2 separate regions of the Homo sapiens genome follow, and region 1 is linked to region 2. The links are chromatin contacts, found by Hi-C or POLR2A ChIA-PET in ENCODE. All regions are on one chromosome and are shown on one strand. The core of a region is the stretch at or near the end of the contact, and the rest is flanking DNA. Distances in the headings are between cores, read along the strand shown. Region 1 overlaps HLF (HLF transcription factor, PAR bZIP family member). Region 2 holds the start of TOM1L1 (target of myb1 like 1 membrane trafficking protein).

Region 1 (4,319 bases), core at 1,487-3,986, 390 kb before region 2:
TATATATGAAGTCATCATCAAAAGATCAGATTCTGAGTTCCATGCGTCTTCTTTCAGCTTCTCAAGCCCATGCCCACCAGGACCTATATAAGAAGGAAATGCCACCGTGGTCTGCAACCTTTGGGTAGACCAAGAATATTCCAACATCTCTGAAGTCCTTTGTCATTTGAGTACATTGACAAAATCCTGTCCCAATCAGTGTGTAGTTCCCCACATAAATCCCCTGAACAGGGGATCTAATCTGACCTAATCATGGGAGTCAGTTGGTTGATAAGGAGACCAACTGTGAAGATATGCCAGGCAAATGCTGGGTGGGAGTAGACAGGACTCAGTTTCTTCAAACAGGAAAAGAAAGAAATGCTGGCTGGGCGCGGTGGCTCATACCTGTAATCCCAGCACTCTGGGAGGCCGAGGCAGGCACATAACCTGAGGTCAGGAGTTCGAGACCAGCCCAACCAACATGGCGAAACTCCGTCTCTACTAAAAATACAAAGATTAGCTGGGCATGGTGGTGGGCACCTGTAATCTTAACTACTTGGGAGGTTGAGACAGGAGAACTGCTTGAACCCGGGAGGCAGAGGTTGCAGTGAGCTGAGGTCGCGCCATTGCACTCCAGCTTGGTTGGGTGACAGAGCGAGACTCCATCTCAAAAAAAAAAAAAAAAAAAAAAAAAGAAATGCTGTTAGATGAAGACACGTGGTCCTCAGGTTGGTGGGAGTGTAAGGGGTGAGGGTAGGTGACTCTCACCCCTTACAGCTGCTCAGGGGACAGAGGAACACAGCAGAGGGTGACAAGTCATGGCCTCAAAGGAAAGGATGAAAGAAATGAGGGCTGGGAAATTTTTTTCAGGCAGGCAGTAAAGAAGAGCAATAACCACCCTAATTTCCTAAGATGGATAATTCTTAGAACAGGTTTTCTGAAGAAGAGATGTCCATTTTCTTTCAATCTATTGAGGCTACCTAAGCAAGGGAAAAGAGACACTTCCAGTTCCCAAAGCTATGTGCCAACCTGGGAACATTTCAAACTGAAATAAGAGAAAGACTTTCAATAACTACAAACTCTACCTACTGCTAATGAAATCTGAGGCCACACCAAAAGGAATTAGATAATTCTTCCTTGAAAGCCTATAAGAAGAAAAAATGGTTTATGAACAAATAACTACAGAATAACAAGAAAAGTATCAAACAGAACCTAGATGGTACCTTGTTGCTTTAATCATACATTATCTTAATAAAGATGGATTAATGTTTACATTTGTCTAAATAAAGACCTCCAGTTTAACAGAAATTTCAGAAGAAATGGGTCATTCAATTTCTCCCAATTAACCACATTAAAGGAGATCTTGCAATTTGGATCTGAAAGGACATGACCCAGGCATCATCAGTGGGAGCTGCGTCTCCTAATTTTACACCCTCTATCTAAGGCCATAGATAAGAACATATGTAAGTTCTCAACCCTGGTTACAGATCAGCCTCACCTGTGGAGCTCTGTAAAAGTACAGATACTTAGCTCCCCTCCAACCTCACCCAGAAGATCTGAAAATGGGGCCTGGGCTCTGTAAAAAAAAAAAAAAATTTTTTTGAATGGAAGAGGAAACAGCTTTCTCACACACTTTTAGTGGGAGTGTGAACTAGTTCAATTCTTTTGGAGCCTACACACTTTGATCCAGCAATTCCACATCTAGGAATGAAAACTTTAGATATACCACACAAGTGTACAAAGAATGGAATCCAACGATGAAAACAATCTAAATCCCTAGAGGCATTGTTAAGTAAATTATAGCATATCCAGATCATAGGTTCTATGCAGCCGGCAGATCTATATGTATTAATATGGAAAAATCTCCAAAAAATATTGAATGAAAAAGGCAAGATGCATAACACTATGTATTGTATGCATATACATATATTTCCATATTTCCATACACACAATATATACACACCCACCCCCATATATATGTATATAAATGCTTATAAACACAAAGGGAACGTCTGGAAGAGTACGCAGAAACTGTGGACAGTTAAATCTGGAAATGGAATATGGGAACTCAAGTTACTCTTTATACAGTCCTATTTTACAACAATCGTATATTAATTTTGTAATAAAATGTTTAAATTTCTTTTAAAAAAATCACTGGTAATTCTCATGTGAGGCCAAGATTGAGAACGACTGGTCCAGAGGAAACAGCCCCTGTGGATGTAAGGAGCTTGCAAACCCTACCTTGTAAGGAAACCAACCACCCACACCTCAGGAATATTCACACCATGTCATACCCATGACTCCCCAGAAGGTGGTGCTCCGGAGGCAATCACTCAGGCCTCCAACCAAAACCTGTCCAACCAATTTTGCATTAACCTGTCTTTTTGCTACTCTAAGGACTATTTATGCCCCAAAGCATTCTACACTACTGCTTCTATCAAGGGCATTTTAGACACACAGATGCCATATGCATTTTTTCCCCATAAAAATCTACCAGTTAGTCAATACATTCTAATATAACCCTGGGAAATGTTGACCTGAAAGGAGTTAACACTGCTTGCTCTGGCCTCCCCCTCCTCCTCCACGCTATTTCCCTGTTGTCTTTTCTCTGATTTACTCATCTTCTTATCTTATTCCAGGGTCAGTTCTACAAAGGCAGGCAGCCATCAGCCATGTGAGGCATTTGTCCTTTTGAATTTGTTCATACCTTTGGCATAGAACAGGTGGTACGGGACATAGGGCAGCCCAGGGCAAGTACCACGAGTTTGCCTGCCCTCCCACTAACACTAATGTTCTGGAAGTGGGTGTGTTGCCACAGCAACTGTCAAATCCCATCCATTACACCGCCTCTAACCTTCCAACATCTTCTTTAAACACCACGTTTGAGACGTGTGGTTCTGTTGCCCTGGCAGTGCAGAGCCGCAGGTCCCTTGCCAGGCGGCAAAGTTCTCCTTATCTGGGCAGGAGGGAGTTAGCCCCTCTGAATATTAGCCATCATAAATAAACGTTTTAAATTTTCTGTTTTTTTCCCCTCTCATTATATTTCAGACCAATGTCCCATAACATTCTGACCTGATCATTTCCTGTGAATTACTGGTGCATATTTAATGAAAATTCATTCTTAGTATCAGCCAAGAAAAACTCAACAAGTCACTTATATTGTATCCTTTCTTTCCATGAATATAATTTTTGCTCATTCTTCAAGACACAACTCAAGGATCATCTCCCATCTTCCCTCCTCACTCTATTCAGAGCTGGCCATTCTTGCTTTCCTGATTCTACCTCATATACAACCTGATGCTATCTACCACACTCCATTCACAATTAATTATATCTCTTCGCCATTCATAAGCTTCTCAAGTTTAAAGGATGACATCTTCCTTATCTCTGAATTACCAGCACCTTGCTAGGCCCTCAGTAAATGATTAAAAATACCCATACTAATGATGAATAAATGCACTCCAAAACAAACATCCATGAGCTTGTGGTTCTCTATAAATTTTTATTATGTTATTAAATCACCGATATAACAGATGACAGCTGTGTATCCGACTTGACAGCAAGACCTAAAAAACCTACATACAAATGCTTTTTAAAAGGGAGGATATAGAAAGGTCCATTTCCTGAGACTTTAGAGCCATCCTCTTTCTTGTTCTTGTTTTTCAGATCCAGGAAGTGCATGGAAAGGGAGCCTTCTCCATATGGAGAGAAGCAGTGAAGTCCTGAAGAAGGAAGCCGTAACATTCCTTGAGTACTCACAAGGCGGCCTGACATCTGGTCCACACTTGGGGAAAAGAGGCCACATCCCCACATGGAGATCTATTTTTGCATTCTGAGCTGCGGATGCTTTGCTCGTACAACTTGCCTTACACACAGAAAGGGGAAGGAAACTAATATTTACCAAGTGCTAGCTACATGCCCTGTGCTGCTTTCACGTGCGTATCTCTCCCACTACGCTGTGTATCTGCAGACAGCTCACCAGGTATGTCTCTGAAAAGCACATGGAGGTGAACACTGAATGCCTCCAACTTCCTCCACTCACCTGGCTGAGGGCCACACGCACAGCTGATGCCCAACACATCCATATATTCATGTATGCTTCTTTACAAGGACTTCTCACCATGGTCGAAGGAGAAAATCTATTCGTGAAAGACACATTCTCTTGACCATATGCGTCTCCCTGTTGCACTGGGGCAGATCAGCATAGTGTGGGCACAAGGAGAATGAAGCTTTGACTGATATGGACTGTGCCGTGGGTTTAGCACCAGCACCCTCAGGGACACAGCCACACTGTTTCCAATCCTCCTCTACTAGGCTGTCTCTAAATCTTCCTGGACTGA
Region 2 (4,275 bases), core at 523-3,022:
GCTTGCTTTCAATCCAGGAAAAGAACCACTTGAGGCGGGGCCCGGTGGCTCCCGCCTGTAATCCCAATCACTTTGGGAGGCCGAGGTGGGTAGATCACCTGAGGTCAGGAGGTCGAGACCAGCCTGGCCAGCATGGTGAAACTCCATCTCTACTAAAAATACAAAAATTAGCCTGGCGTGGTGGCATGTGCCTGTAGTCCCAGCTACTCGGGAGGCTGAGGAAGGAGAAGTGCTTGAACCCGGTAGGCGGAGGTTGCAGTGTGCCGAGAGCTACTGCACTCCAGCCTGGGTGTCACTCCCCGTCTCAAAACAAAAACAAAAACAAAAACAAAACAACAACAACAAAAAACTTGAATCTGGCACCGAATGGACAAAGCTTACCTCCCTAGAAAAGAAAACTCCTATTCACCCTTCAAAAGCCACGCAGAATTCATTTCTCCCTTCTCCTAAGTTTTGTGTGTTTTGCATTTTCTTGCATTGCAAAGGTGCCACACAAAACTGTGCCCGTCTTCTCTACAAGAAAGTGAGTTCCCTCAGGTTTGAGACCACGTCTCACCTTGGCCTCACCAGTGCCTGATCCAGGTCCAGGCACATAGCTGACAGTTAGTCCATGTTTACAGAATTAAAAAATTAAGCAGAAGAACTGCTGAAGTTTCGTTTGCCTATGAAGACACAGTCTGAATCCATTTCTGCTTGGGGTTCATTCTAATATCCAAAAAAGCACAGCCATTAAGGGAAAGCATCTCCTCAATGGTAGCTACTCTGACCATCTTATAAGGATGTGTAAACTAAGGTTCTGTTTAAGTGGTGTGTTCGGTGTCACAGCAGTTAGTAGAGCTGTGATCTAAATTTTCCAAATCTGGGCCTCTTTACTACAACTACTAGGTTCTCACGATTTCATCACCCCACTAAGTTCCTGACATCATCACACTTTGCCTGGCATTAATATGCACTCGTGCCACACCCAATTCCCAAGGGAGGAATCAGGGAAAAGAAGGAGCAGTGAGCTGGTGCTGGTAGGAGTCCAATCACTGGCTTCTACATACATCATGCAAGGTACATCCGGAGGAGAGAGAAATCATTTAGGTGGATGCTGGTGTAGTCCCTAGTGGCCTGCGAGAGACCTCCGTGGCCCCAGATGGCTCCTATGTTCCCCTCCTCTTCACTCCAATGCCAAGCATTTTCATTCTCTTTGTTTACCCAGAAAAGTAATCCAGGTTGTATAAGCTTGGCACTAGAGAAAACTGGTTTGGGGAGACCTGCCCCTCACAGTAAGGCCACATCACTTAGTCTCCCAGAGCCTCCTCTTCTGATCTGTAAAACGGGCATAACAATACCGTGCCCTGGAGAATGTGCCTTTAGGAATAACTTCCCCTACCGAGAAGTTTCTGGTGTCTCCTCGTGGAGGCCCAAACACTCCATGCCTGACTCCCGCGGTTCACCTGTTTGGTTCCACTCCCCAGGCGGCATCGAAAGGAAGGTACATTTTTGAGGACTGAGGTTCTACAGTGAGTTGGCCAAGAAGGAAACGACGAAAGGGGGCCGGGTGGAATGCGGGTGCCTTGGGAAAGTTGCGGGGGGAGGGGAATAATTTTTTCAAGTTGGACTAACTCCGTCCTCTGCAGGCCGAGAATGGATCAAGCAGGAAAGGATCCCACGGTCCCCTGCCTGCCTGGGCGTCTCTCCCCGCGCCTCCTTACCTATGAGGTGGCCCACGGAGGTCGCGTAGGGATCCCGGTGACTCTTGCCAAACGCCATGGTAGCGCCAGAGGGCCGGGCCCAGGAAATCCGCCTCCACCGCTCTCCGGCTCCCGACTCCACCCGCTCGGTACCCTTGGCTCCTCCTCTTCGCCCGAGCGCTTCCCGGGCTCTGGCAGAGGCGGTGCGTTCTGCGCTGCCGCTGCGGGGCGCGGGCACCGAGCGTGAGGAGCTGGGCGCGGGGCAGGGACGCGAGGGCGGGGCTTCGGGACGCCCAGCGCACCTGCAGCGCGCCCTGCGGGACCCGCGAGGAGGCTGCGCTGCCGGCTGCAGGTGGTACAGGCGGGTAGTGGCGGGTGTATGGAGCCTGCGAGAGTGGCGCGGCCGCCCGCTCGGATCCCAGGTGGGCTTTTCGCCCCGTGCAGGAGGAGCAGGCAGCCCAGAATCTCCAGCCTGGGAATTAGAGACCCAGGCTTTGATCCTGCCGCTTGCTGGGCACCTTGTCATTCTTCTCTGCGCCTCTTTGGCTGCCCTGGGTAGACCAAAGATAATAGGGGGTTAATAACACAAACCTCAGAATTATGAGAATTAAGGGAAGGACGTAACCGATTATGTCGGTGTCTGGTACCCACAAAATAAATAGTTAGCCACTGAATATACTGAATAACTAGAAATATTTACCCTCGACCTGCCTTTGTCCTAGAGATCCGGGAGGGGAGGTGTGCGCCCTGCCCTTTAAAGTTGTGGTCATGTCTAGGAGGAAGGATTGGCTTCGAATTTAGGGCTTCCCAGGAGCAGGCCCTCTTTGTCTCTCTACTATTTCCTCGAGGGACCACAGGGCGCCGCCTCGCAAGCTCTTGTTTTCTAACCCCACCTTCTGGGAGCCGTGTTTTCCAGCCTGATTCTAAAAACGGGAGAGGGGCTTTCCGTTTCTTCTGGCAAGGAGTATGCTTGGCTTTAGGCCTGCTTTGTAATGTAGGTTGGAATCTGAGAAGCCCAACACCTTTCCAGCTGCCCCTTCAGAACCAGAATTTATTTCCTATTCCTTTGCATTCAATTAACATCTGATTGGCGATGTTAACAATCTCCAGCCAGCAGGAGCCTGCCAGAGAGTGAGGTGTCCCCAGGCGATGTCAGATAGCCATAGATGAGCTCCTGGTGCTTGTAGATCCTGTTTCCTGTAGTCTAACTGCCACCCATTTCAAGTCTGTTTTTTAGCCCTGGAGATGGTGACTAGGGAGACGAAGGGGACCTGTTTTGACTTATGTCCGTGGTCTTGTGAATTTTAATATAGAGGTCAAAACCAATTGCCATGCACTCCAGGAGGCTAACATTTAATTATCTGTAACTCAATTATTTATAATTTTTCTTGACCAAAGTGAGCCAAAACCTGGGATTCTAAAATCTAGAATGAAATATTCTTGTTGTGATGATATGTCTCATAATGGGATTTGTCCCACGTGTAACTAATATTCTCCACCTGCCTATTCAGGGCGAGTAGCTATTTCAGATGTTGCCGTTTATCAACTTCCTTACTCATCACTATAGCCTCTGCTGACACTGTTGAAAACCTCTTTTGTGACATCACCAACCTAATCTGTATTCCATGCCTCTAGCAAAATATTTTGCCTTTTCTGCAACCTAGAATCAACCTACAATCTCTGAAAAAGAAAACCAATTTTAGCTTAGGCCAATGTTGGTGTCAGTGGCCTTCTATCAGTTAATGAGAACGAGAAAGGAACCGAGCATCCAGAGAGATAGATTTTTAACATACTTCTATGTGGGAGGTTTTTCTTTTCGTCTTCTTCTTCTTCTTTTTTTTTTTTTGTTTTTTTCTCCTATGTCTGATTTCCTTACATGACAGGACTGAGGCACCGAGAAAGAGGAGAAACAGTAGCAAGGAGTGTCTTCTGGACTTGATGCTTGGGTGAACAGAACCAAGGTTGATGAGTGCTACCTGTGTTCTATCTCAGCAATGCCTGGCAGAAGTTTTTCTCTCTCCCTGTGCCCTCCAGGGTGTTGTGGTGGTTGTTGCAGCCTTCTCTTCCTGTACTCTGTTCCGTTCTGCATGATCCCTCTTCTCTCCAGGCATGAAAATCAACGTGGTTAATGTTAGTAAAGTCTAGCAGCGGGGACAATAGAATTCACAGCTAAGTTGAGGTCAGAGAAGGAGCAGAATCCCACAGGGGTAAAATGACACCAGGAGTAAAATCTTACCACAATTTCAATTCCAAGAACACTTAGTCAACATTTATTTATGTAAAATGTGCTAAGTGTCTGCAACTAGAAATCTATCTTAATCTTCACAATCCTGAGAGGTGGGTAGTATTAACCTCATTTTTACAAATATATAATCTGAGATTCAGAAAGATCAAGTTTATAAATGGCTTCACTAAAGTTTGACTCATGGCTGCCTGGTTCCAAAGCCTATATTATTGTCACTAGGTGAATCTGTTTATTGAGCCTGATGTCTTGCTTTTTTAAAGGATCTGCTTGATTCAGTGCAAGACCTCTTGAAGAATACAGGAATAGGGGAAGTCATATACTTTGCTGGCACAAGGTCCTGCTTTTTTTCTG

Evidence for each region. A loop is a pair of places that touch in the nucleus more often than their neighbours do. ChIA-PET counts read pairs that join two places held with the same protein, here RNA polymerase II (POLR2A). Pooled maps may share reads with other maps.
Region 1: a pooled map shows a loop between it and region 2 (4-fold over the local background). The contact joins the enhancer-like site here to the promoter of TOM1L1 in region 2. A Hi-C loop is called at or near these places in 1 of 168 maps with a recorded cell type or tissue (Calu3), 1 of 37 single-sample maps with no recorded cell type and 6 of 50 pooled maps. POLR2A ChIA-PET finds 5 or more read pairs at or near these places in 1 of 52 experiments (BJ).

The regions. Positions count from the first base shown.
Region 1 is chr17:55,294,093-55,298,411 of GRCh38, reverse strand. All of the region lies in intron 2 of HLF (HLF transcription factor, PAR bZIP family member), which reads right to left. Among named protein-coding and RNA genes, the nearest start is that of HLF, 31 kb to the right of the region's middle. RefSeq lists silencers at 2,130-2,424, 2,150-2,444. Within about 2 kb of position 2,736, at least 4 of the 41 ENCODE cell types and tissues checked have a DNase peak (open chromatin) inside an H3K27ac peak, as active enhancers do.
Region 2 is chr17:54,898,349-54,902,623 of GRCh38, reverse strand. TOM1L1 (target of myb1 like 1 membrane trafficking protein) reads right to left here and starts at 1,772. Exons shown (of 16, transcript NM_005486.3): 1 at 1,701-1,772. The coding sequence starts at 1,758. LOC124904033 (a long non-coding RNA gene) reads left to right here and starts at 1,887. Exons shown (of 2, transcript XR_007065854.1): 1 at 1,887-4,016. RefSeq lists enhancers at 1,458-1,547, 1,568-1,677 and a silencer at 1,758-2,097.